Regions from separate parts of the Homo sapiens genome. Here regions 1, 2, 4, 5, 6 and 7 are each linked to region 3. The links are chromatin loops, found by intact Hi-C in ENCODE. Cell type or tissue: mammary epithelial cell. All regions are shown on one strand. Region 1 overlaps LOC124904517 (a long non-coding RNA gene). Region 2 overlaps DUSP10 (dual specificity phosphatase 10). Region 3 has its middle 140 kb from the start of LINC02817. Region 4 holds the start of LINC02257 (long intergenic non-protein coding RNA 2257). Region 5 overlaps LOC124904517 (a long non-coding RNA gene). Region 6 holds the start of LINC01655 (long intergenic non-protein coding RNA 1655). Region 7 has its middle 110 kb from the start of LINC01705.

Region 1 (4,000 bases), 410 kb before region 3:
TCTCAGTTGTCAATTTTTGTTTTTGCTACAATTGCTTTTGAGGACTTAGCCATACATTATTTCCCAAGATTAATGCCCAGAATGGTGTTTTCTAGGTTTTCTTCTAGGATGCTTATAGTTTGAGGTCTTATATTTAAGTCTTTAATCCATCTGGAGTTAATTTTTATATATGATGAAAGGTAGGGGTCGAGTTTTATTCTTCTGCCTATGGCTAGCCAGCTGTCATAGAACCATTTATTGAATAGGGGAGTCCTTTCCTCATTGCTTATTTTTGCTGATGTCATCAAAGATCAGGCAAAGGTGTGCTGCAGGTATGCAACTTTATTTCTGGGTTCTCTATTCTGTTCCATTGGTCTATGTGTTTTTTGTTTGTTTGTTTTGTTGTTTTTGCTTTTTTGAGATGGAGTCTCACTCTGTTGCCCAGGCTGGAGTGCAGCGGCACCATCTCGGCTCACTGTAAGCTCCATCCCCTGGGTTCAAGCGATTCTCCTGCCTCAGCCTCCCCAGTAGCTGGGATTACAAGTGCCCACCATAACGCCTGGCTAATTTTTGTGTTTTTAGTGGAGATGGGGTTTCATCACATTGGCGGGGCTGGTCTCGAACTCCTGACCTCAAGCGATCTGCCCACCTTGGCCTCCCAAAGTGCTGGGATTAAAGGTGTGAGCCACCGCACCCAGCCTATAAGTTTGTTTTTGTACCAGTACCATGCTGTTTGGGTTATTATAGTCTTATAGGTTGAAATCAGATAATGTGATGCCTCCGGCTTTGTGTTTGTATAGGATTGCTTTGGCTATTTGGGCTCTTTTTCGGTTCCATATGAATTTTAGAATAGTTTTTTTTTTTTCTAATTCTGTGGAAAATGCCATTGGTAGTTTGACAGGAATAGCATTGAATCTGTAGATTGCTTTAGACAGTATAGCCATTTAATGATACTGATTCTTCCAATCCATGAGCATGGAATATTTTTCCATTTGTTCATGTCACGTATGATTTCTTTCATCAGTGTTTTGTAGTTCTCCTTGTGGAGATCTTTCACCTCCTTGGTTAGATGTATTCCTAGGTATTTTAATTTTTTGTGGGTATTGTAAATGGGATTGTGTCCTTGACTTGGCTCTCAACTTGGACATTATTGGTGTATAGAAATGCTACTGATTTTTGTACATTGATGTGTATCCTGAAACCTTCCTAAAGTTTATCAGTTCTAGGAGCCTTTTGGTGGTGTCTTTGGGGTTTTCTAGGTATAGAATCATATCAGCTGTGAAGAGAGAGAGTTTGACTCCCTGAAGAGGCATCCCTATTTGGATGCCTTTTATTTCTTTCTCTTGCCTGATTGGCCTGGCTAGCACTTCTAAATACTATGTTGAATAGGAGTGGTGAGAGTGGACATCTGTGTCTTGCTTCAGTTCTCAAGAGAAATACTTTCAGCTTTTCCCATTCAGTATAATGTTGGCTGTAGGTTTGCCATAGACAGCTCTGATTATTTTGAGGTATGCTCCTTCAATGCCTAGTTTGTTGAGGGGATTTCCTTTTAGAAAACTCAGAAACAGGTCCTGAGGCTGAAATCTTTGTCCCAGAGGTTCCCCCCACCCCACCCCTTCCTAATATCTTGTGACCCAAAGCTTCCTCACAGCTGGAACTAATGCTGCTATAAATGCCTAACTTCTGAGGCAGTTTAGATATAAAGAAATAATTTCACAGAAGTTACTAATGTGGAGGTTGTCACACTCAAGCTGAGAAGTCTCACACAACTGGAAATGTGTAGCTGATTCCCAGAGGCTTTGATACTGTTTGGGGCAGTCTCTAAGGCTAACCAGACCATTTGGATGTGCAGGATAAAATACCTCCTAGCTTAATAGAATGGACAGAACCTTGTTAGACTTCAGCAGGAATTTGGTCCTTCAACATGAGGAGCTTTCTCAGTTGGGCAGTGTGATGGTTAATTAGGAAGGCAGAGGTAATTACGGAGCTGACTTATTGGAATAGCAGCTGCTAAATGACAGATTTCTTGTTCATCAAGCATCCTGAAGGTGGTGTCTTGGTATTTAGCTTCTTCTTATGTGGATAAACAGAGACTAATATCTGGGGACACTACCTTGCCCACAATCTTGTTCCATCCTTTTTGGGATCTTATTTAATGTACAATGTTCAGTGGTTTAAGGTGAGAGCAGATCCATTCACTGGGCCTCATATACTTGAAGTTGTATGATTGTCAAACTTTCTGTCTGCTGGCAAGGCAGAGAGGGATAAGAGAAAGCTGATGAAAATATCATAATTCTGATTCAATTAGTCAGTCAGCCTGGTCAACAGAAAGATGCCTACAGATTTTAATTGGCCTCGGGGGAGGAGAACAGAATGTTCTAAGATGTCCTTGTTCACCCTGATATTGCATTATCTGGGCCACAGGGCAGCTGCAATCTTTCCCCCAGGGCTCAGGATGTCTGCCTAGAAATAAACTTCAAATTTAGTGTTAACCTTTTTACCACCATGTTGCTTCAAAACAGATATTCTTCAGTGGAGTTAGCTTTAGAGATGTAAAATCTGTCCCATTTCTAAGTAGGTCAATATTATTCCTAGAATACTAACCCCAGAGGACACTGATGTTGGGGGATGAGCAGTTCTATCTAAGCAGGGGGGTCAGAAATTTGGGTCTGTGTTCTCCTGCTAATTTCACCCATAATTCCAGAAACCAGTGCTTTCACTTCTCCATGCCTTGGAATCTCTGTCAATGAAACAGGAATGGCTGTGCTCTCTTGAAAAAATAATCTGCTTTGAAGTCATAAAATCCAAAGTACCAACCCTCACTTGTTCTAGGGGATGAAGGTGAAAAGGTTTCGTGATCAAATGACACTGTCATATTTTAAGAGCTTCTTTTCTACGTACATTTTCAAATCATGAAATTCATATGCTGTGTTAGGGTAAGCTAAGTTTTGCTGTGGCAATAAACTCCCAAATCCCAAAGGCTATTCCTCACTTTCCGAACAGTCTGATGCAGGTCAGGCTGCTCTCCTTGGTGGCTACCCTTCAACAGTGATGAGACATTTAGGCTGTTTCTATCTTGCACCTTTGCTGTTTCAGAGTTCTTTGTTTCCAGGCATAGTGGCAAGAGAGAGGGCATGTATGGAACTCACCACCCTTCTTTCCTACCTCAGACAGAAAGTGCCAAGCATTACTTTACTCACACACCTGCCTGTGAACCAGAGTTAGTCACATAACCCCATCATAAATACAAGGGAGGCTGAGAAGCATGAGGGAGCTTGTGGAATATTTGGGGAGTGCTGGTGTTTGTGCTACATATTCTAGGAGTGTTATTATTGTTTTATGTCCAACCCAGGCAAGGATTCAAAATGAAGAAACATTTATTCAACAAACTTACCAAGTACTACCAACTAGAGATATAAAGATAAATGAGACCCAGGTCCAGCCCAAATAATTCATAGCTGGGAGATGGGCATGGGGAAAGATGCAAACAAGGAAATTATTGGGAAATTCATAATTGCTTAGAGGTAAAAATGAAATGTGTGGGAAGACAGAGTAGGTAAGGCTCTACAAAAGAACTGACTTGAAAGATGGTCCTTAGGTTCTGGAAGGAGGACTAGGAGTTTACCAGATGGTGATGTTGGGGTGGATGGATTCCATAAGAAGGAAAAAGGAGCTTAGGGTCAGACTTCCTTTGTTTTCAAAGTCAACATGGGAGGCCCCTGCAGTCCACTGCACTAGGCCTGTGCTTCTTAAAAAAAAGTAAAAGTGAGTAGATGCTGAAGCCTCAATTTTACAGTTTCCAAATGAATAGTAAGAATAAAAAGGCTTGAAAAAGAAAGTAGATAAAATAAAGTCTTTGGAAACAGTAAGAGAAAGGCCTCGCAAATCATTCCCTGCCAGGCTGGCTCAGTAAAATTTTGGGTGGCACAAGTGGCCCTATCTGCTATCAAATTCAATTATTTTGCCAGCAAAGCTCTAAGAATGGTGATAGCTGCTTTTGCTGGAGGGTTTCTCTTATTCA
Region 2 (4,000 bases), 250 kb before region 3:
TTGAAAAACCACAGAATTATAGTCCATTGCACAGCAAGCATTCACTTACTCTATGTTGAATTAGAAAGGAAAGACATTTTTCAAAGAACATGGTGTTACAGAATTGTGAGAGATGTTATCAAGCATTTGATCTAACCATCCCATTTTACAGACATAGAAACTGATTACTTATCCAGGAGGATATAAATAGCTATTAGCAGTACTGGCATAGGATTCATGTTTCCTAACTCTCAGTTTAGGGTGTTTAGAAGCCCAACCAGTATATAATCCTTTGGATTAGTATCTGAGTTGTTGTTAAATAAGCAAATCTTGTGGGTTCAAGTATTCAGCCAGGTCATTCCATAATTTTTCTCATTACCTTTCTTAGGAGCGTATATAGTGACTAATTGAATGAGCCGGCTGATGCTCCCTTATATTTGTATTCAGTTTATATATTTTCTTGCGAAGGGAGTATAGTTTGGAGGTTAAGGGCACAGATTCTGGAACCAGGCTGCTGAGTTTGAATTCTGATTTTGCCAATTATTATAATTTTGGACAAATTCACTTTTCTGTGCCTCTGTTTGCTTGTCTATAAAATGGGGAGGGTAATGGCTCTTTTCTCATGGGCTCAATTGAGAATTAGATAACATATGTAGAAGTGCTTTGAACAATAACGAATGCATACTAGCTAACATTTATTGAAAATCAACCATAATTATAATATTGAATCTCTACAATAATAATTCATAATCTGCTTATATTCAACTGATATATGAGTGGTATAGTTCAGTAAAATGCTTTGATGTCACCACTAATGCAGTACAAGTAGGAGATACTTTTCTGATGCTTGGTAGATCTTTTTGTTTAAAAGTTTGGAAAAACCCAGTGTTTCTTTTGGGGTGGATAGATAACTACATAGGGTTTTTTTTTTTTTTTTTCCTGAAATAGTGCTGTGCTGAAAAATTATATGCTATTTCTATGTAAGGAAATCTTATAAAAGTCTTAGCAGAAACACTTTATGTATACTTATTGTTAAGATATTAAGAACATTTTAGAAAGAAAAACATAATATTACTAATCCCGCCCTGACTGGCCTAGTTTCATTTTTACATTTCTTTTTGTTCTCTACCCATATATGTGCATGTTTTTCAGGGTTTCTCACATAGTAACTGAAATTCATTTTCACTTTATATTGCATGTACTTTTGCTTCCTGTGTTGTGATCATAGATTTTCTTCTTTAATGCTGTAACCTGTCTTATTACCACATTTTACTTACTTGCCTATTAATATAAATTAAGATTGTTTCCAAGGTTTTGGTATGACAAGAGAAACCTCTTGAAGGAAACCCTTGTTTGGAATTTTCTCCACCTTCCCACCCAACTGCACTCCCCATTTAGAGAAATGGGTACTAGCTGCCATTTTGGGTGCTAGTTGCCAGTTTGAGTTTATTTTTCCCCCCAATTCTCTTTCACTTTTTAACTTCTGCTTTTCTTTCCTGAGTGTAAGATCCAAATACCTATCAAAGTTGTGAGTTTTTAGGGACATCTTTATCCTTGACCACAGGTCTTGATACTGATCCTGAATGTGTGTGTTTACCACATGTCCTGTAAGGCACATATTGCAGATCTTGGACCTCTTTGGTGGATAGAGTGAGGACATGAGGAAGCACCACTCAGCGCTATTAAAAATCAGAAGCTATTGTGGAAGTGAATGATCTGGCAAGGCTAACAACGGCTCCTTATTTCATAAATATGAGTCACTCCCAGTTTTACACTGTAGATAAAACACTCTGAAAGGGACAATAAAAGCAGCAAGAGGTAGATTTAGTGAGATGCTGAGTAGATGTGTTTGTGTCTCCCTTCCTCTCAACTTTTCTAAATCCTGAGGTTTTAGTGCAGTGCTGAAGTCTTCTAGGGGCTTAAGCAAACACAGGCAGCAAAAACACATCAGAATGGAAAGATAATTCCCATTAGTTCATTTTGCCAAATTGAGGTAAAGTGCCCTTTAAATAGGAGATAATTCTTTGACAGATAATTAGCTTGTCTTCCTTGATAAAATATGTGAATTGGTTGAGTATATTATAATTAATTTTGCATATTATGTAAAAATCTATTCATGTACACTTACTAGGTGAATCTCTTAATTCCTACCTTGAGGATGGCTAGAAAGCCCCATTTCTGCTCCAGTGAATAGAAAGAGCTGGAGGAATGCTGTGGTTATGGAGTCCAGGAAGCCCTCTCTTACAAAGATTGGGAGGAGCTGAATGTGGTATATCATTATTAAAAGACACAGAGACTTCATATTAATACATGCATTTATTAAAACAAACTTTGAGAACACTTTTAGGCCTGAGAATGAGATGCTACAAAGTTGCCTAAATAATTACCTTGAAATCAATCTCTTGCTAGTGACATTCTTCTGGCTTCCCAATGTGGAGCTTTTTCCAGGGAGTGGAGTGAGTGATTGGCTGGGTGCAGCTAGCTGTTGGCTGGGCGGTGGCTGTGGGAAGTAGCCTGAGAGGGCACAGAACAGTTGCTCAATGACTCAGTGAGTCAAAGCTCCTCTCTGCAGTTTTTCTTCCCCCTACTCCTTAAGCCATTCTGAGCTCCTTCAGGCATCCCCATGTATCTGCGCACTGCTTTTGGGGTGTCTTTTCTCATTCAAAGCTATTGTCGTGGCTACTTGATTTGGCTCATATTAAAACGTGCACTGGGAGATGTTGGAGTGCTGAAATAAAAGAGCATGCTGTAGTTAATCGATCAGAGAGCCTCTCTTCTCCAAGTTGAAGTGTTTCTTTTCCTGAAAATAGAGTGGCTATTTGATGTTCCATGGGAGCCGAATGACTTCCTGGTGTAGTGTGGCTTATAGCACCGTAGATTTTAGTCATTGGTCACTACCCCTCCATGTGCATGCACACACATTCACATGCAAACAAACACATATTTTAGTTAACATTTGTAGAATGGGAACAATTATGACACTGAGCATTAACTCATTTAATGGGGATAGCAATAGTATTAAATCTATCTGCAGCGTCCAATATAGTAGCCTTGCTGCAAGCCAAACGTGGCCATTGAGCACTTGAAATGGGGCCAGTCCAAACAGAGATGTGCTGTAGGTGTAAAATATATACCAGATTTCAAGACTTTATATAGAAAATAATGTAAAATATTTCATTAGTAATTGTTTTAATATTGACTCTTGAAATGATATTTGCACATGTTAAGAAAAATATATTAGCAATATTTTACCTGTTTGTTTTTACTTTCTTGAATGCAGCTACTAGAAAAAAAAAATGCTTGTTATTATAGTAGCCTGAATTCCATGTCTATCAAATGTTGCCGATCTCAATGTGGTAATAACAGTATTATTATCCCCACTTTTTAGATGAGGCAATTGAGGCTGAGAGAGGTTAGGTAAGTTGCCCAAGGTCTCACAGCACAATGCCAAATTCAGACCTGCCTGACTCCAGAGCCCACACCCTTCATCACTAAGAAACTGTTGTATAATAGAGAATTTGTCTGGCCGTTGTCCTCAGTTCCTGGGAAATAATTTCTAAACCCTTGGAACTCCCCGAGTGTTAGGAGTGTCTTTGTTATGCATGATGAGCCCCTTGGATCACACCTGTGTTTATGTTAATGCGATGACTCAGGATAAGAGTTTATCATCAGAAAGACATCCACATGATTAGAAGGTCAGGGCTTTGTATTAGTTCATCTTCTTCAGCAGAAGAGAGTGGGACTGAAGATTGAGTTCAATCACAAGGCCAATAATTTAATTATGCCTAAGTAATGGAACCCAATAAAAACTCTGGACACCAAAGCTCAGTTAAACTTCCTAGTGAACACATTGCTGTGTCAGCAGGGCAATGTGTCCTGATTGCACAAGGAGAGGGCCTAGAAGCTCCATATGCAGGACCCTCCCAGATATTGCCCTGTATGTGTCTTTATCTGGCTCTTCCTGATTTGTAGCTTTTATAATAAAAACTATCATCATAAAGATAGGGCTTGTGTTCTGTGA
Region 3 (4,000 bases):
TGTGGGCCCACGCCTGCGTGCCTCTGTTGCTGTTTCATCTTTTATCTTTCCAAATTACTGTAACTGTTTCCTCACTAGTTTCCAGGGCCTCAGTTTCTCCCCATTCCAAGCGTTATCTACTCTGCTTCCAAAGTGAATGTCCTGTTTTAAAACCTCCAGCATCCACTGACTTCTCACTTTCTGGTGAGTTATCTGCTGATCCCGCCACTGCATACAAGAGCCGTCTCAGTCTCTTCTGACCCCCCGACACACTAACTTTCTTGCCATTTCTGGAGTATGCTCATCGCTTTAGGCCACCCACCTTAGCACACACTGTTTGATCTTTTCTGAAAATCTTTCTTCTACTTGACTTCCTTGCAGGTTAGTGGATTTCCCATTAGCTCAAATGTCTCCTCATTTTAAAGCCTTTCCTGACTCTTCCAGAAAGAATAAGGCTTTTGCTCTTCTATGTCCTCATAACTTTCTGTTAATTTTGCCTTTCAATATTTATTTCATTATACAATTATTTTAATTTTTGCACTATTTCATTCAAAAATACGTATTGAGTGTTTACCGAGAGCCTGGCACTCTTCTGAGCTAAAGGGACAGAGTGAAAAACACAACAAACTGTCCATGCCCTCAGAGAGCTCACATTCTCGGAGAGACAGACAGTAAATATGTGACAAACAAGTAAACAAGGCATGTAAAAATTGTGATAAACACTCAGGAGAAGATAAACAAGATTAGGTATTAGTAATTAGGGAAGGGCATCTATATTGATAGATGCAGGCTGTGAGGGTAAATTTTATGTGTCAACTTGACTGGATCACAAGGTGCCTGGATATTTGGTTAAACATGACTCTGAGTGTGTCTATAAGGGTGTATATGGATGAAATTAACATTTGAATCAGTAGACTGTGTAAAGCCTCATCCGATACATAGAAGGCATAAATAGAACTAAAAGGCTGAGTAAGGGAGAATTCTCTCTCTCGACTGCCTGTCTTCAGCTGGGAAGTCAGTCTTTAATGTCTTCTGACTGGGGCTCTGAGTTGAATTACACCATCAGCTCTCCTGGGTTTCCAGCTTGCCAGTTGCAGCTCTTGGAACTTCTTGGTCTCCATAATCACAAGATAACATACCTATAGCTATATCTTTATCAATATCTTCTATTGATTGTTTCTCTGGAGAACCCTGACTAACATACAGACTTAAGGAAAGTCACTCTGAGAATATGGCATTCATGCTGAGCTCTGGAGAATGAGAAAAACAAAGCAAATAAGCCCTAATATGAACCAGAAAAAAAATTCTAGTAAAATGAAATATGAGAGCAAAAGCCTGAGGCTGAAAAGAGCCAGAGAGAAGGCAGTTAGCATGAGATTAGATTGGAGAGGGAAGCAGAAATCAGGTCATCTGGGTCTGATTGGTAAGGAAGGAGCTTCAATTCTTTCTCCAAAAGCATTGAAAAAGCAGAATAACTGTCCTTCAATAAATATTTGTGTGACAAACGAGTTAATGGATATATAGTTATTTTCCAAATGGTGAAAGCAATTTGAAAACTCTAAAAAGGATGGCACTATTTTTGTCCCTATTCCTTGATAATTTTCATTTAAAGGGCCCTGGCAGTAGGGTAAAAGGGAAGGATGCTGATAAAAGTTGGCTCTGTCGTATCAGAACAGCAGAGGATGATGGATGTGCACCCTCCATACGAATGAGTTTCCTGACATTTTTGCCGTTTGGGGTTTTTATCTGTTGTTGCAGAATATGTGTGCACTAATGCAGACTACATCTACCAAATATCATGAGCAATGAATCATCCGCTCAGCAAGGAACGAGTAAACTTCACCTCCTCCCAGGAAGCTGGCTGCAGCTTTGCACAAGAGCACCCTCTTCTGTGCAGTTGCAGCCCCAGCCTTCAGAGAGCAGGAGCGATGGCCTTGTGCAGTCCCACTGTGATCCCCATTCTAAGGGAAGCACAGCTATGCAATAAAAAGAAGTCCTTATTAGTTTCCTTCTTTGCCTCCACCCTTCAGAGGATCACGTAACACCAAATTCCTTTGGAATTATCTAGGAAGGTGGAAAAGACTAGGGAGTAGAGTTCGAGACACTTTACTGAAAGGGAAAGGAAATAGCTTTCCACCCAGTAAAATTCTACTTCATTACCTAACATTACAGGGATTTTCCAGGATGCTCAGGTAGACCAGCTCTAGAAACTAGGGAAACAACGTGATGTCCAGAGTCCACCGGGCAGAGAGATGCACAGAGATTTAAAAAGAGGGACATTGTATAAGCTCAGCACATGTAGCAGTTTGTGTTTTGCTTTGTGTGTAATAACTTTAAGTCAAGGGAATTGGGGCTCTAGTATAATTCTATACTGCTTTAAGTACAGTTCTTTAAAGCAGAATCCCTTGTACAACGGAAAACTAACTACAATTGGGGACCTGGCACATGGAGTTCACCTAAATATTTATTAAACAAATAAAAATATTGGCTTCCCATGTCTTTCAGGGGAGGGAAATATTGAGCCTTGTCAGCCATTCATATCTTATTTTACTGGTTATTTCAAGTAACTATGGCCACAATAACATTGCATATAAAACAGCCACAAAATCTCGGGAGCATACAAAAATGCATTTACGCAGCTTGCAAGTGTGCTGGTTGGCTCTGCAGTACTGTTGGTCTCAGCTGGGCTCATTCATGCATCTGCAGCAGGCTGGGGTCAACTGGGGGGCTGCTGATTTGGGGTGGCCTCAGCTCTGGTGGTACAGCTCCACTCCCCATGACTTTTATCCTCCTCCTGGGATGAACTGTCCGTTCTGGGCATATTTTTATCCATAGCAATGCCAGAAGTTCAAGAGTGTAAGTTGAAGCATGAAGATACTTTTCAAGGCTGCTGCATCATGGACGCTAATATCCCACTGACTGAAACAATTCACATAGCCAAGCTCACCATGAATGGAACAGGAAATTCTGTTCTTCCAATGCAGTTATGGGAAGGGAGTGAATATTTCTGAACATGAACTTGATCTTTCACTCAGACTTTTCTTGTAAACCGAGTAGAGGCAGGACAAGTTAGCATGTGCTGTGAAAAGACCCCAGGACACAGAGTCCTGGGCCCGGCCAATTGAATCAATGCCTATTAGTCCTAAAAAGGACCATATGAGGTTGGTAAAATTCACCTCATTTTGTAGAGGCAGAGGCTTAGGCTGGGAACAGACACAGAAAATCACTTAAGACCATTGAATCAGGAAGTTGTAGACTCAAACTTGAACCCAGAGCTATCCTGTCCCCAATCCTATGCTCCTCTCCACCGTATCTCAGGAGCTTCCCCCACCAAGTTGCCCTGACTGGTCTCAATTTTGCTCTTTAGATCAACATAGAAGAAATTTAGCCTCTTTTCTAGAAGTCTGTCTTTCATGGTTTTGGAATCAATTCCCCTGTTTTCTTGACAAAAATCAAGCATACCCGCCTTCCTGCCCTTCTTTCCAGCTCTGTTTCCCCAGAACACTTACTGTCCTGAGTGTCTGAAGATTGTAAGGATGAGGGTGATCATTGGCCCTGGATTAAAATATTCAGGGAAAACTTTACTGAAGGAGCAAATTTTAGAATGAAGACAGGTGACAAGTGACAAAATACACACACACACACACACGAGAAGTAATTAAGGCATTTGACTTGTGCTAAAAAACAAGATGAAGACTTGGGGAAAGATGAGCAGATCTGGTTGGTGAATATCAAGTTGTGTTTTTAGACACACTGGTCATAACATGCCAGGATATTCAGCTGAAAGAGGCACATTTTAAGAAAGAAATAGAAAACAGAAATATTTAGAGCTGACCAATTAGAATGATGAGAAAACCCAAAACAATACAACTTGAAGAATATTTGAACATGCTCAGGGTCTTCAGCTGGGGAAAGTGAAGATTTAGGAGCAAGAGCTCTGCTAAAACATGTTAAAAGTTACCACCTTGGAAAATAGACTGGGGTTCTAAAAGGCTAAACTAATACTTCAGGATAGAAATTA
Region 4 (4,000 bases), 500 kb before region 3:
GGGAGACAAATCTAAGAACCTCTGGAGTATGCAATAGTTATCACAATTTCTTCATTACACTAATTTCAGAATAAATGTGGTATATTAAAGACAGATTAATTTGGCAGCAGTGTTCAAGATGAATAGGAGTTGGTGCAAAAAAATAAGTCATGGTGCATAGGAAGCCATTGCAGTGTCTAAGTGTGAGGGAATAGCTTCTGGATGAGGTAGGTGACAGCCCAAGTGGGGGAAAATGTGTGTAAGAATCATCACAAAAACAGAAATGTGAGGACTTGAAGAGTCATTCAGTATAATAGATGATGAAAATGATGGTCAAGTTTCTAGTCTGAGTAAGCAAGAAATGAACTAAAAATAAGTAATTTGGGAGAGGAAATTTGAGGAATTAAAGTGAATGCATTCAAAAATACTTTTTATTTGAAGCGATGGTGTTAAAACTAAATATAAAACTATAAAAATATAGTAATGTTTAACAACCGCATAAAAAGATGCTCAACATCACAAAGCATTAGGGAAATGCAAATCAAAACCACAGTGAGACTGCTTCATACTCATTAGGATTGCTACTATTAAAAAAAAAAAAAAAAGAAAGAAAGAAAGAAAAAGAAAACAAGTGCCAGCAGGGATGTAGAAAATAGGAACCCTTGCGCACTGTTGGTGGAAATGCAAAATGGCACAGCTTCTACAGGAAAGAGTATGACCATTCCCCAAAACATTAAATGTTGAATTACCATATAATTCAGCAATTCCACTTCTGGGTATATACCCAAAATAATTGAAAGTAGGGTCTCAAAGAGATTAGTTTTATTTTTAGTTTTTCAGTTAGGGTCTCATTGTGTCACCCAGGCTGGAGTGTAGTGGTGTGACCTCTTCCGGTCAAACTATCCTCCCACCTCAGCCTTCCTAGTAATTGCGATATGCCAACATGCCAAGCTATTTATTATTATTATTATTATTATTTGTAGAGATAGGGTCTCACTTTGTTGCCTAGGCTGGTCTCAAACTCCTGTGCTCAAGGAATCCTTCTGCCTCCCAAATTGCTAGGATTGCAGGTGTGAGCCACTGCACCTGGCTCTCAAAAGGTTTGTACACCTGTGTTCATAACAGCATTATTTGCAACAGTCAAAAGATGGAAGCAACCCAAATATCCAATGAAGATGAATGAACAAACAAAATGTGGTCTATACATACAGATAGAATATTATTCAGCCTTAAAAAGGAAGGAAATTCTGACACATGCTACAACAAGGATCAACCTTAAGGACATTATGCTTAGTGAAATATGTCAGTTACAAAAAGACAAAAGTTATGTAAACTGGCTTACATGAGGTACCTAGAGTAGTCAAATTCGTAGAAACAGAAAGGAGAATGGTGGTTGCCAAAGGCTTGGAGTTGGGGGGGGAGAATAGGAAATTGTTATTTTCTTAGTATGGAGTTTCAGATTTGCAACATGAAAAAGTTCTGGAGCTTTGTTTCTCACCAATGTAAATATACTTAACACTACTGAACTGTACACTTAAAAATGGTTAAGATGGGCCAGGCATGGTGACTCATGCCTGTAATCCCAGCACTTTGGGAGGCCAAGGCAGGAGGATTGCGAGGTCAAGAGATCGAGACCATCCTGGCCAACATGGTGAAACCCCATCTCTACTAAAAAATACAAAAATTAGCTGGGCATGGTGGCACGTGCCTATAGTCCCAGCTACTCGGGAGACTGAGGCAGGAGAATCACTTGAACCTAGGAGGCAGATGTTGCAGTGAGCTGAGATCACACCACTGCACTACAGCCTGGTGACAGAGTGAGACTCCGTCTCAAAAAAAAAAAAAAAAAAAAAGGTTAAGATGGTAAATTTTATGTTATGTGTAGTTTATCACAGTTAAAAAAGTAAAAATACAATACTGTAGTGTTGTGAAAGGAAGGAAAAATTATACTTAAGGTTAGCAAAGGGTTTTAGATGAAGGGATTGAAGGCTTATTGATACCTAGGGCTCTATTTTATGAAGCAGCCACCTGGTGGCAGGAATTTTAGAAGGAATATCTCTAAACTTCATTAAAACCTTTTAAGGTAGGTATTATTTTACTCATTTTAAAAGATGGGACAGGTGACACTCAGAGAGACTAAATAACTTGACTAGAACCCACAGCTGGCCAATGATAACACCAAGTTTGGGCTCCATAGGATATGGTGTCTCAGGGTACCATGTGGTCTCTACTGAAGGAAAAAAAGAGCTGAAGCCTGAGCTCAGAAAAGCTACAAAAATGTATAGGCACAGGAGGGAGACAAAAGTCAGAAAATATTTAGCAGAAAAGTTAGGTTAGGGAGAGAGAGAGGCTGGGGAGCAGAAAAGTGCAAGGTAGTAGGAGTCTGAGAAAGAATTCTGGGGAAGCAATTTTGGTCTGTATCTGCCTATTTTCATGTAATTTCTTATCATACTACCTTTGTACTTAATTACTCCAATTTTGTTGAGAAAAGCAAGCTAGATGAGCCTCATTTGCTTTAATTCTTCTTTACTATGTTGTTGACTGTTTTGAAGGCATGTTTTAAAAAATCACTCTGTGCTGCTTTCTATTTAATTCTTTATTTGATTGTTTGATCCCACTGGAAATACTCACTGTAGGTGTCACTCAGAATATGTTCTCACTGAATTATCTGCTGGACTACCTTAGAAAAAAACAAATTTACCCAAGTTGGATTCTGCATCTCCCTTTCCCATGACCTGCCCCTTCCATTACCCAATAAGCGTATGCGCATATACTTAACCACCCACACTCCCAACCACACATACACACACACACACACACACACGCCATGATGTATCAGATGTCTCCATGTCTATTACTCTTTAGTAATAAAGGACATCAATTCTTCCAAACCCTTGGCTTTCATTTAGAGATTTCAATTGTTATATAGTAGATATTGAATAAGATGCCATCATCATCATAGGTGTCAGGCCTCTGAGCCCAAGCCAAGCCATCGCATCCCCTGTGACTTGCATGTATACGCCCAGATGGCCTGAAGTAACTGAAGAATCACAAAAGAAGTGAATACGCCCTGCCCCCACCTTAACTGATGACATTCCACCACAAAAGAAGTGTAAATGGTCGGTCCTTGCCTTAAGTGATGACATTACCTTGAAGTCCTTTTCCTAGCTCATCCTGGCTCAAAAAGCACCCCCACTGAGCACCTTGCGACCCCCACTCCTGCCCACCAGAGAACAAACCCCCTTTAACTATAATTTTCCTTTACCTACCCAAATCCTATAAAACGGCCCCACCCTTATCTCGCTTCACTGACTCTCTTTTCGGACTCAGCCCGCCTGCACCCAGGTGAAATAAACAGCCATGTTGCTCACACAAAGCCTGTTTGGTGGTCTCTTCACACAGATGCACATGAAATTTGGTGCCGTGACTCGGATTGGGGGACCTCCCTTGGGAGATCAATCCCCTGTACTCCTGTTCTTTGCTCCGTGAGAAAGATCCACCTATGACCCTCAGGTCCTCAGACCGACTAGCCCAAGGAACATCTCACCAATTTTAAATCAGGTAAGCAGCCTCTTCTTACTCTCTTCTCCAACCTCTCTCACTGTCCCTCAACCACTTTATCCTTTCCACTCTTCAATCTCTCCCTTCTCTTAATTTCAATTCCTTTCATTTTCTGGGAGAGACAAAGGAGACACGTTTTATCCGTGGACCCAAAACTCTGGCGCGGGTCACGGACTGGGAAGGCAGCCTTCCCTTGGTGTTTAATCATTGCAGGGACACCTCTCTGATTATACACCCATGTTTCAAGGGTGTCAGACCACGCAGGGACGCCTGCCTTGGTCCTTCACCCTTAGCGGCAAGTCCCGCTTTTCTGGGGAAGGGGCAAGTACCCCAGCCCCTTCTCTCCATGTCTCTACCCCTTCTCTGCTTTTCTGGGAGAGGGGCAAGTACCCTCAACCCATTCTCCTTCACCCTTACTGGCAAGTCCCACTTTTCTAGGAGGGGGGCAAGTACCCCTCAA
Region 5 (4,000 bases), 410 kb before region 3:
TAGCCACATAGGGCTATTGGGATGGTTCTGGGTAGTACAGGGCAGAGTGATTCTTAGGAGACACCCCAGCAACCCGAGAATCATTACATAACAGGGAAGAGTTATTTGATCACACTGTGTGAAGGCAGATTTTTTAAACGTTGGTTGAGAAGCACTATGTGCAACATAAAGTTAAAACTATTCAGTGTGGCAATCACCAAGATGCCACATTTCTAGACCGGTTCCAGCCATACCAACATATTCATCAGGCTCCTAAGCCCATCCTCCTTCTCACACTGTTCCCTCTGCGTTAAATGCTGGCTCCCATCCTCCTTCTCACACTGTTCCCTCTGCGTTAAATGCTGGCTCCCATCCTCCTTACCTGGATCCTACCCATCCTTCCAGGCACAGGTGAAGGTACCTTGTTGGTGAAACCCTCTTTGACCTCCACATTCACTCTTCAACTCGCCAGTGAGGTGAATCACCCTCTCCCAGCATGGGTTACATTCACCTCATTACAGCACGGTTGTGGATCCAGGTCTAACATGGAGACAGACAGTGTAACGCGGCATGCGGAATTCTCTGATGGAGACAGATCCAGGGTGCTCTGGAGACCCAGAGAAGGGGCTCGTCAAGCTAGGTTCGAGGGAGTGGGTTCTCAGAAAAACAGATGTGAAGACAGAATGTGTGCAAGAACATTTTGTTAGGGGAAACACCTGTGAGATAAAATAGCCCAGGAGCGTGGAGAGGCTGAAAGGGCCATCAGACCACATCACAAACGCATGATGGATTTTAGAGCCCCGTCTGCGCTGAGTTAATTATGGTCCCTGATGTTGCTCCCCGATGTCGGAGATCTGAGAAGTGCAATTATAGCCGCCACAGAGGGTGATGCTCTAAGTAGAAATACCTGTGAAATCACTTTGTGTGTGATTAAGCCTCTACAAATAACCGTTGTTTTTATCGTAGACCTCTAGGAACAATTATAATAGTAACATCAGGGGAATGCCTCAGAGTTAGCTAGAAGGCCAGCAGATGGAAATTAACCAATTAAACTACAGATGTTGTTGGTGAAATGGTGTAAAATATGGTAACTTTAATTTTGCTATCAAAAACTCGATCTTGCTGAATTTAGTTCTTGGATTTGGTGACTGGTGAGGTTGTGGAAATGCCTTTTCTTCCAGGTATTTAAGATTGAGAACAATCAAGTAACAAGTGTTAAGTATCCACATGTGCTTCTCAGAGAGTGCCATGAGGAATTAGAACTATAAGGGAAGCGAGTGCTTTTGAGGAATGTATTATGCTCTTGGAGAGATGAGACCAGTGTTTATAAACAACAGAAACATCAACAAACAATACTAGGTAGGTACAGCTTTGTAATCTGAAGAGATTATCCTGTTCAGGACAAAGGAAATAGAATCTTATTCTTGATGAGGAATCAGCCAGAACCCACCCTAAGACTCTGCTATATCACATCTCTATTCAGGGTTAAGTAATTGACCCACTCCAGAAATGACGAAAACAAAATAAAGGTGAGAGTGAAGTCAGTGAGATGAAATGAATGGAAATCTGAAATGAAAATGTTATCATTAGGTGGCTGAGTAGGATCTTCCTTGGGGTTCTGGAAGCAAAGCTCCACCTGTCACTTGAGCTTCTCAAATAAACTTATGTTTCACGCTGAGTTCCTGAGCCACTGATCTGAGCATTACTCACTCTGTCCCTCATGTTTCCCAGGTGAGAGGTAGTTTCTATGCTCTCCCAACCATAGATGCGGCTAATCAACAGGCCCCATCTCCAGCCCCAGCCTCAGATTCCCTTTTTGGGCAGAGGGAGGCTTGGGCTGAGTCATCCCAGGGATAAACGCTGTAGTCACTCTAGGGAGGTGTCCCCGGCTGCCCCTGCTGGAGGGCAAACAAGTGAGTAACCCAGCCAGTGTCACATGGTCCTGGAATGGGGCTGGCTTGTGCCTCTGCCAGGTCCATGGCAATGAAGGAGTTTGCTCACAACACACACACACACCCTGACCCCTCTCTTGAGCGGGAGTGAAAGTCTGTGTGGGGGCGAGAGGTGTTGTAGATTTAACAACTGAACGTGCATAAGGAAAGCTTATGACCCAGTGGACAGGCAATGGATGCTGATCTAAGAGAATTCCTAGAGAAGAAAGTTCCTAGAGGAACGCTGCCTAGGAAACTCCCCCCAACCCACCCCTTCCCACATATTTCCTGGCCCTTGTCAACACACCTCCTGTGGCCGACAGGAGATGCCAGCAGCTTGCTCACCCAGGACAGAGAAGGAGAGACAGACAGAGCAATCCTTAAGATGCAGGATGATGCAAAGGCTAAAAGCCACAGTCAGAATCCAAGTCAGGAACTCAGGTGGCCAAAATTCTTCCCCTTGGGATGAGTCAGAGTGGCTAAAGTTTTGGGGAGCTGCACAGCAGATGTAGCCTCCTGTGTGCAATCTTACCCCAAGGGAATTTTATTTCAGGCCCCTTGTACTAACAATGGTGAGATATGGATATTTGTCGTAGGCTTTAGAATATTCCTTCAACTTGATCTTCCATGTCACTACTTTGAGTCTCAAATATGTATGTGAATCTCCTAAATTCTCATATTCTTTTTATTCCTCCCTCCTTCCCTCTCTTTCACACCCCCTTCTCCCCCTTTTTCTCTCCCCCTCTCTTTCCCTACCCCTTTTCCAAATTGACATCAGTCCCATTCGTTCAGGCACTCCATTTCTTTAGGGTCATCATTTTAGGTGGTCTGCTTGTTCTTTCTCCCTCTGTCTACTCCACCTTCAGTGCACTGCTATTCTTCTTGGTCTGTTTAGGAGCTTGGGTCCAGGATGTGGGGTTGTCTAAGCAACAGCCCATCAGCAGTTGGTAGAAGGTGTGGAGGTTGCCTGTCTCAGTGGTCTGTGTGTAGAAGCATGCAGGTTGCCAGCTCCAATAGTAAGCCATTCTGTTGCCTAATGTTAGCTATAAAGGCTAATGCTCTCCCAATCTTGGGGGTAGGGAGAACACTACCAGTAGCTTCTGAATCTGAGAATGGTGATCAATTCTAATAACTTGTGTATGTGTGAACTTTGACTTTCTGAACTCTCTCCTTTCTTTAGCCAATTTTTTTCAGCATTTTTTGTGTGCAAGACACTCCTATCTATTCTTGTAACAGCCTAGCAACATAGACCAATGCAGGGAATACTCTGCTCATTTTACAGTTGGGCAGACTGAGCTCTAGGCAGTTAATTACCTAGATTCTTGGTAATGGAATATAATTTACAGATTTGATCTTTTGGTCCATCACCACCAGAGACTCTTCTAGAACAGGTAAGATATACAAAAGTTTATATATAACAAGGTGCATATATATATACATATGCATATATATGAAGATATATGTATATATATGTATATAAACTAGCACAGGGAATTCTGGTTTAGGTGCTAGAAAACCTGGGTTTCAAATTCAACTCAGCCCTAACTAATTCTAGGGCCTAACAATCATCTCATTTATGTGAGCATCAGCTTCGCAAAAAATAAAGTGATCAACTTAGATAATTCCCAGAGTGTCTCTAAACTCCATCTTTTCAAAAGTTAAAATTCCTAGAACTAAGAAAGTGGTTTCAGAATGAAGGTTCTGGGCCTCTCCATCTGGCCTGACTGTGGTATGACTTGGAGCACTCTCCTGCATAGCTTCTGGCTGATAGTCCTGGTAAAGTAGCAGGACTATTTTTCCAGGTTGATCTCTCCAGGTAGATACAACAGAAACATCCTGAAGTGTCCTAAATTGAGCATGTCCATGGGTCCCCAAATTTCCCACAAAACCTCTTCCCTGGCCTACAGAAGATCTTCTAGAGTGAAGAGGTCTTTTGGCATTGTGCTTGATGTTTTTACTACCTGGGATGTTGAGTTACTAGTGTTCCATGACTTGATGTTCACCTACCTGAGCAGGTCACTCGTTAGCACTCATTAGAACATTGACACAGATCAATTAATGAAATTGGTGCAACGCCACCTATTTAAGTG
Region 6 (4,000 bases), 360 kb before region 3:
ATCATTGGAGTGGACCTCCACTGATGATCTGCTATGTGACTAGAACTCTCCTAGGCAATTACACATATTATCTCCTCACTTAACAAATCTACCTTTGTTACCCCACTTTACAGGTGAAAGAGAGAAGACTCATGAATTGTCAAAGCCACCTGGGTAGTGAATGTCAGGGCTGAGACCCAGATCCTCGACTGTCTGACATGATCGTATTCTTTCGTACTGCCTGTTTCACTGCTCTCTCTCCATAGCAACATGTCCCATCCCTCTCCCTACTCCAGTCTCCTACCCAGTCCCCCACTCTCTCACACTCACACACATATGTACATATACACCCTGCCCCATGACCTGGAGCAATGTGTATCTTGAAGAATCAGCAACCCTCAGCACTCAGATCACTGCCCAGCCTCAGCATCTCAGCTCATCTTGTCTTTTGTTTGTTTGTTTGTTTTGTTTTTTCACTTTAACCTCATTAAGGGTCAGCAAAGGATCACTTAAATTTTGAGTTATGCTCTGTCACATATTATGGGGTAAAGGTTGCATCATAATAATATTTTGGAGAGTCTTAGAGACCTCTGGACTATCCCATGTGAATTATGAGGTCATAGTACATATCCTGCAGGCTTTCAACCTTGACCAGAGGTTTTCATAATGAATGCAGCATCCCTGGGGAGTGATCTGAAGCTGGCGAGGCAATGAGAACACCCTGGCAGGGCAGCTGAGCTGGGTGGATCCTTGTTCTGTCACCAAGCCTTTAAGTCATATGCTGACATGTTACAGTCCTGCCTGGGACCCTGCCCACAAATACTTAAGATACACGGTGAGCTCACAGTCTGCTTGTCTGAGGTGGGAGAAATCATCTGTTCCATTCTTAAATTCCTCCTTTCTCTTTCTTTCCCCAGACTTTGGGAATCACCCAACTGATGGAAAGAACCAGGAAAGGGGTCAGGATCTGCACCTTGGCAAACTTTGAAGAACACCCAATTTGATGAATGAAAACTCCTCACTTGTGCTCTGGTGGTGTTTTAGGACAATGGGCCCCTCCTGGGTAATAGTTATTGATGCAGTCTCTATCAGTAACCACCCCAAGTTTGAGATCCTTTACAAGGGAAGGTCATATTTCCAAAACTGAAACCTTGACCAAGTATCCCAGAGAGATAGGAAGGAGATACCACTCAAGTGTGTCATGGGCCTGTCCCAGGGCCTGGGAGTCAGCAGTTGGTGGCCTGGGATCCAAGGGTTAACAGCATGACCTGTTCTGGCTGGCACCAGTCACATGGTGTGCCCAACCTCACTGTTATTATCTGTTTCGGGTGAGTCACTGAGAACACAGACAGGAAAGACCCATGAACTTAGCTAGTTTCGCCCCAGGGTGTGAGACTCCACACAACTGAGTCTGGGCCACTGGCAGTGACTCATGGCGGGCCTCATGGGATTGCTGACGCAAGGTTGGAAGGGCACGTGGTTCTTCCCCCCACCGCTGGGTAGAATCCCCGCCAAAACATCCAGGCTGGAAATCCATCTTGGTCCTTGGGGAGAGAGAAAATAAAAAAGAATCATTTCTGATACTATAGCAAAGTATACAGGTGGATTTGGCAGGTCCAACTGACGAGTCTTCCACATTCTGAAAGAATTGGCTTTCTCACAATGTTAGAGTCTCTAGGAGTACTGGGGAGTGCAAATTCAACTGTTATAACTGGCATATGCAGAGAAAACGGCCCTCCTATCTCTTTTCTATGACTTGTGATGTCTTCCTCCTACTCCTGACCATCCTCTTTGGGCCCCTGGGGGTTCCTGGCTGATTTAGCCTCACCTGAGCTCTTGGTGTCACTAGAGACAATCAGTGTGGCTGTGAGTCCCATTCATTCACTTCCTGACCAGGCTATCACTCTGCCCTGTTCTACCTTTGCTGTTGGAGTTCAGGACAGGCTGCTCCAAAATATGGCCCCTTGGCATTTTAGAAAACAGCAGAAGCAGTAAGGACACTCTCTGACCTCCTCTTGCCCTTCTCCCCTAAAGCAGACTATCAAACCTAGACAGAATTTTCTGACCACCTGAAAGAGACCACAAGATCCTCATTCAAGAGGTGCCTTCAGGCCGGGTGCAGTGGCTCATGCCTGTAATCCCAGCGCTTTGGGAGGCCGAGGTGGGCAGATCATGAGGTCAGGAGATCGAGACCATCCTGGCTAACAAGGTGAAACCCCTGTCTCTACTAAAAACACAAAAAATTAGCCAGGCGTGGTGGCACACACCTGTAGTCCCAGCTACTTGGGAGGCTGAGGCAGGAGAATCACTTGAACCCGGGAGGCAGAGGTTGAAGTGAGCTGAGATCACACCACTGCACTCCAGCCTGGGTGACAGAAAGAGACTCAGTCTCAAAAAAAAAAAAAGGTGCCATCTCTATACCTAGAGGAAAGGAACATCCTTATCCTCAAAGACACAGAGGCCAGGAAGAATCTGAACAAGGAGGTCTTGCTAAGTTCCCCCAAGGTTGTTACCATCAGATCACACCTTTTTGTCCTCCAATCATATTTCTCCATGACTATCCACTCTTCATCAACCCAAGCATAAAAATAAACAAGCTTCTCTCTTTCTTTGGGTCTTCGTTTCCAAAGGCTTCCATCCACATAAAACTTACATTAATACATTTGTATACCTTTCTCTTGTAAATCTGTCTTTCGTAAGGGGCACCTTACCCATGAACCTAGCGATGGATGTGCAAAGAAAAGGAACCTTTCCTCCCCTCCACCGGTGAGCTGGACTCTCAGCCACATTTAGGTCCTGACTCAGGCACACAGGGACCCAGGGAACCTCACGAGAGTTAAATCTCAAGAACTCCCATTCTGCTGCCCACCTGCTATACACAAATGGGGTCTCAAAATGGGGAACAAAGTCAAGAGCCACTATCTGCCCTTGGTGTTTCTTTTATTTATCATCATTTTCTCTTCTTGATGAATTTCTATTGCCATTCATTCAAAAGACCTATTAAGTACCTGCTATTTGACAGGCTTAACTGTGACCTCATCCAGGAAGTTTTCCAAAAACTTCCTGAAATGTCTCTTCCTGCTCTGTCTTTCCAGGGCACTTTATTCCTACCTCCTATTCTGCCTCTCACATATATTGCAGGGATCTGTCACTCCCCTGTTCTGTAGACCTCCCATGTTCCTGCTCGAAAGGAGAAGCAGTCTTATTCAGCTTCTCGCCACCAGCGCTTGACACTCTGAATGTCTGTTGATAAAAAATGAATAACGAAAGGAAACAGAGGCGCAAACTTAAGTATAGAAACTCTTCATACTCAGAGAGGCAGCATGGTTTTGTGGTTCAGGGCACAGGCTCTGAAGTCAGACCGCCTTGGTTTTAATCCTGGCTGTAAGATTTAGCAGGAGTATGAGCCTAGGCAAGTTATTTAACTGCCGTGTGCCTCACCTTCCACATTTGAAAAGCGGCAATAATAAGTACCTGCCTCATAGTGTGCTCGTGTGGATTAAATAAAATAATCTATAGTAAGCATTCAGAATAATGACAGGTATGTAGTAAATGCTCAGTAAATGTAAACTATTACTGTTTGTTCTTCCCCAGTGGATTTGAGTCTTTATGGTGAAATGCGTATGCACTTAGATGAACAAATGGATGGATTTAGGGTGTGATTTGAGTTCCATTTTCAGTTAAAAACAGAGGGGAAAAGTCAATGGATTTTATGCTTTGCCGTCAGACTTCCCCAGGTAGATGGGAGATACATCTAATTTGTATTCTCTTTGCTTTACATGGAATCTAATGCAACAAGAAGGATGAAGGGGCATAGCAAAGTGTAGCTGTGTGTAACAAAGAAAATATAGTTGGAGGGCAAAATTTGTCATCAAAGAAGGAAAAAAGTATGCATTTTTCTTACTGAAAAAAAATGCATAGTTTTTTCGTTGTTTGCTTCAGCAGTACATATGCTAAAATGGGAATGATACAGAGAAGATTAGCATTGGCCCCTGTGCAAGGATGACATGCAAATTAGTGA
Region 7 (4,000 bases), 690 kb before region 3:
TTTGATATGCTGGACTTAAGTTGGTGGTTGAGAACAGATGTATCGTAGATGCTTGGCAACATAGATATGGATGGAGTTCAGGAGACGAGAAGGCTAGGAATGTAGATTGGGAATTATTAACTATAGCAACTAATTTGAAGCCATGGGAACGAATAAGTTTAACCAGAGAGTATGCAGCATGAAAGGGGGAAAGGGAAGATGAAGAATACTGAAAATCGCCAAATTTAAAGGATGGTTAGAGGAAATGGATGCAGCAAAGGGGTCAGAGATGCAAGAACAAAGGAGATATAAGGAAAAGCAGGAATGATGATATCACAAAATTCAGATGTGGAGAGATTTCCAAGAAACGAGTGATGGAGGTGATTACCAGATTTGGCAAGTAGGTATGTGTTAGTCTGTCTGTGTCACTATAAACAAACTAATACATACCTATATAAACAGACTAATACATACACATGCCTTGGACTGGATAATTTATAAAGAAAAGAGGTTTATTTGGTTCATGGTTCTGCAGGCTGTACATGAAGCCTAGTGCCATCAACTCCTTCTGGTGAGGGCCTCAGGAAGATTACAATCATCGTGGAAGGCAAAGGGAGACACCATGTCACATGGCGAGAGAGGCAGCAAGAGAGAGAGGGGGGAAGTACAAGGCTCTTTTAAACAACCTTTCACATGAGCTCATTGAGTGAGAACTCACTCATTACTGTGAGAGCAGCATCAAGCCATTCATGAAGGATCCACCCCCAAGATCCAAACACCTCTTACCAGCCCACACTTCCAACATTGGAGGTCACATTTCAACATCAGATTTTGAAAGAAGAAAACATCCAAACCACATCAAGGGGCTTTTGTTGACCTTGGCAAGATCATTTCAGTGGAGGGGTGGGAACAAAGTTTGGGTGAATGAGAAGTGAATAGGAGGTGAAAGAACAGACAAGGGAAGGTAAAGCCCACATCTGAAACTTTCCTAAGTGCCAATTAGACTAGAACAAACTGAATTTCTTTCTCCCTCTTTCTTTCATTCACTTCCTTCTTCCTCCCAGTTTTCCTCTCCTCTTCCTCCTCCTCTTCCTTCTTTTCTCTCTCTCTCTCCCTCTCCTCCTGCTCTTCCTCCTTGCCTCCTCCTCCTCCTTCCCTCTTCCTTCTCTTGCTGCCCCTGTATTTCTATTCACAAATGCATATTGAACACCTACTATGGTCCAGAAACCAGGGAAGACACCAGGTTACAAAGATAAAACCAACATAGCTAGTCTTCTGCAGGCTATTATCTAGTAAGCAAAACAAGATAAAAACGACATACTGGAAAAGGGATTTGTTATATATAAGGCAAAGATAAATATCCACATGGATATTTAATTTTTACATTGTGAGGAGAGAATGAAGATGGGGAGAAAAAGAGATGTAAAGTGGGTGAAGATTATGAAGATTGGGGCAAGAGGCATTCCAGGATCAGGAAACAGAATGGGCAAAGAGTTAGAGGAAATGCAGGAATTTGTATAGGCAACAGTGAGTAGTTCCAGGAAGGTACAGTGTAGAGCATGAAGAGAAGAGTGAAAGTGAGTCAGAAAATGTCAGAAAGCTTTCATACTTGGTCGGCAAGGGAGAAACTATGGGGGGTTTTGAGTAAGAAAGAGGTGACCAGACTGTCCTTCACAAGCATTTTTCTGGTAGAAAAGGGACATAAATGATTAAAGACCTCAGGCTTAGACAGAGGGCTAAGAAATAAAAGAAAATAGTTCTTCATAATGTGTTTAATCAATATTCATCGACAATAATGAATAATTAATTTGACCAATAATTTAGTAACCTGGAAAGATCATTTCATCGTTTTGCCTTCTTTTTCTGGCATTTGTTGTTTTCCTTAAAGAAAGAAAAAGCAAATCTCACTGTCTTTAATGTCACATTCATTGAATAAAAATAGACTAGGGTGATTACAATTTTTTAAAAATCAGCTAATTTACTCTTGCTATAGATTGATTTTTCTAAGCACCTGTTTCACAATGCAAGTCTTAAATCTATTGTGACTTTGGAGGTTGACTTTTTAATAGGCAGCTTATACACTTTCTAAAAACTATTATGATTTAGTTCATGCACACCGAAATGAACAAGTGACCAACACAGCTCTTTTGGAGGATGGTCTAATGATGAGTGTCCAGCCTCACAGTGAAAATAACATGTGGGCATCTGGAGTCTCTTGACTCACCTCTCAAAACCCCAATTCTCAACCCACTCAGTATGTGGGATATGAGTCAGACTCACGCTAACAGGGAAAACAGGCCCCATTTTGGGCACTGGGCATGAATGGCACATTTGCCTTGACATGTCCTGCCTATTTTGTAAGAGGTATTGCTATCTTAGATTCATGATTTGGTCTCCCAGGACAATGTTCCCAGCAGGGAATTAGAGTACCATGGGTGGCCTCCAGGTGGCGTGACCTGAGAGCCAAGGCCTCGTTTTTCACATAGATTGTTAATAACTCACCCTGATTCTTGGTTTATCCTTGACATTTCTGTTCTATTCTGGTAATATATTTTTTATTTTCTTTCTTTCAGCAACCATTTATAGTTGACATGGAGGTTGCTTCATAAAAACTCTTCTCCTTCTGAATTAATCAGTAGATGGAAACAGTTGGAGAAGCCTGGCTTTAGAACAACGGTGGTCAACCTCAGGAGAAGGATTCAGAATTTGGTCCTGTTTTTTGTTTTTAATTTGGCAAATAACATTGTATGCATTTACCTTACACAACATGTGCCACTGTTTTTGACAAAGAGCCTCAACAATTATTTCTGAAATTTCAATATATTTTTTAAGTTGCTTAGGCGCAGACCACTGGATGTGTATTGAAATCTCCAAAAAACATACTCTTGTAATCATCCCTGGCCTATGAGGGTCTGTGTTGGGTCTAAAAAGTACTTAGTAGATTTTTTTTGTGGTTTTTTTTTTTTTTTTTTTTTTTTTTTTGAGATAGAGTCTTGCTCAGTCACCCAGGCTGGAGTGCAGTGGTGCGATCTCAGCTCACTGCAGCCTCTGCCTCCTGGGTTCCAGCGATTCTCCTGCCTCAGCCTCCTGGGTAGCTGGGATTACAGGCACATGCCACCACGCCCGGGTAATTTTTTTGTATTTTTAGTAGAGACAGGTTTTTACCATGTTGGCCAGGCTAGTCTCGAACTCCTGAGCTCAGGTGATCCACCTGCCTTGGCCTCCCAACGTGCTGGGATTACAGGCATGAGCCACTGTGCCTGGCCTGTAGTTTTAAACATTCTTTAGATTTTGGAGTCACCAGCTTTGCTCTGGCATATCATTTTAGGGTTTTCAAAGAGAACAATTGGTTTTAACTACAATGTCAATTGAACTGGCCCGAGGAATCGAGGAATCGCTTTCCTTCTTACATGTCCCAAAGACTTCGTATGAATTAACCCTGGACCCAAGAACATGAATGACCCACCTGGCTTTAGCATGAAAGCTTTCTGTGCCATCCTTTCTAACATCCCACCTTGACCCACACTAGGCTTTACCTCTTCAACTCTCAGTAACACAAGACTAGGGCATTTCTTGTTGGCTGGTGCCTCAGCTTCTGCTTGGACCTCTCTAACCTTTCTGTCAGTTCCCCACATCCTTCTTGTATCTCGTCCCCCTCTTCTTGCCTCCAGCTGTTCCTGAACAGCTCTGAAACTCCAAATTTCCTCAAGCAGAGAAAATTTAGCCCTACTGCTTTCTCCTTCTTCAGGACTTCTTCCAGTTCCTGGCCTGGAGGAAAGCTTAACCTTTCACACAAAGCAGATGTTCAGCTGGGTTATTTTTCTAAAGTAAGAGCAATTTGCACTGCTACGAGCCAGGATATTCTCTAGAGTGCCAAGCAGCACAATGCATTCTTGTTTTCGACATCCATTTATTCTCTCTGTTCCTATTGGTGTCTGTATTCTTGCTATTGGTTTTAGATTGCAAGCTCTCAGAGCCTGGATTCACATTATTTCTCTGAGACTTCCCAGTATCCCCTCCT

What was found. A loop is a pair of places that touch in the nucleus more often than their neighbours do. Peaks named below come from ENCODE experiments on the same cell type or tissue, not always from the same donor. Only the 100,000 strongest peaks of a DNase experiment are listed, where the experiment ranks them.
Region 1: it touches region 3 in a loop (15-fold over the local background); 6 of 110 quality-filtered maps call a loop at or near these places.
Region 2: a loop joins it to region 3, with 4 times the contacts of the local background. A loop is called at or near these places in 6 of 110 quality-filtered maps.
Region 4: a loop joins it to region 3, with 30 times the contacts of the local background. A loop is called at or near these places in 5 of 110 quality-filtered maps.
Region 5: it touches region 3 in a loop (15-fold over the local background); 6 of 110 quality-filtered maps call a loop at or near these places.
Region 6: a loop joins it to region 3, with 4 times the contacts of the local background. A loop is called at or near these places in 4 of 110 quality-filtered maps.
Region 7: it touches region 3 in a loop (7-fold over the local background); 31 of 110 quality-filtered maps call a loop at or near these places.

The regions. Positions count from the first base shown.
Region 1 is chr1:221,890,286-221,894,285 of GRCh38, reverse strand. All of the region lies in intron 2 of LOC124904517 (a long non-coding RNA gene), which reads right to left. Among named protein-coding and RNA genes, the nearest start is that of LINC01655, 52 kb to the right of the region's middle. In mammary epithelial cell, a CTCF peak has its summit at 2,049; DNase peaks (open chromatin) are centred at 2,325 and 3,195; H3K27ac peaks cover 2,932 bases.
Region 2 is chr1:221,723,620-221,727,619 of GRCh38, reverse strand. All of the region lies in intron 2 of DUSP10 (dual specificity phosphatase 10), which reads left to right. Among named protein-coding and RNA genes, the nearest start is that of DUSP10, 16 kb to the left of the region's middle. RefSeq lists an enhancer at 1,027-1,096. In mammary epithelial cell, no CTCF peak of the experiment used is centred here; DNase peaks (open chromatin) are centred at 2,479 and 3,551; H3K27ac peaks cover 3,442 bases.
Region 3 is chr1:221,476,091-221,480,090 of GRCh38, reverse strand. No RefSeq gene overlaps it. Among named protein-coding and RNA genes, the nearest start is that of LINC02817, 140 kb to the right of the region's middle. In mammary epithelial cell, a CTCF peak has its summit at 1,867 (motif pointing left); a DNase peak (open chromatin) is centred at 1,830.
Region 4 is chr1:221,977,900-221,981,899 of GRCh38, reverse strand. LINC02257 (long intergenic non-protein coding RNA 2257) reads left to right here and starts at 3,380. Exons shown (of 4, transcript NR_149057.1): 1 at 3,380-3,540. The region is part of intron 1 of LINC02474 (long intergenic non-protein coding RNA 2474); the gene reads right to left. RefSeq lists an enhancer at 2,623-3,365. In mammary epithelial cell, a CTCF peak has its summit at 2,012; no DNase peak of the experiment used is centred here.
Region 5 is chr1:221,885,173-221,889,172 of GRCh38, reverse strand. The region is part of intron 2 of LOC124904517 (a long non-coding RNA gene); the gene reads right to left. Among named protein-coding and RNA genes, the nearest start is that of LINC01655, 47 kb to the right of the region's middle. In mammary epithelial cell, a CTCF peak has its summit at 2,235; DNase peaks (open chromatin) are centred at 1,822 and 2,252; H3K27ac peaks cover 2,976 bases.
Region 6 is chr1:221,837,350-221,841,349 of GRCh38, reverse strand. LINC01655 (long intergenic non-protein coding RNA 1655) reads left to right here and starts at 684. Exons shown (of 4, transcript NR_125989.1): 1 at 684-814; 2 at 897-1,042. It also overlaps the pseudogene RNU6-403P. RefSeq lists enhancers at 1,484-1,533, 1,904-1,983, 800-1,999. In mammary epithelial cell, a CTCF peak has its summit at 1,831; a DNase peak (open chromatin) is centred at 1,319; H3K27ac peaks cover 2,484 bases.
Region 7 is chr1:222,165,632-222,169,631 of GRCh38, reverse strand. No RefSeq gene overlaps it. Among named protein-coding and RNA genes, the nearest start is that of LINC01705, 110 kb to the right of the region's middle. RefSeq lists an enhancer at 1,483-2,682. In mammary epithelial cell, a CTCF peak has its summit at 2,416 (motif pointing right); a DNase peak (open chromatin) is centred at 2,271; H3K27ac peaks cover 1,903 bases.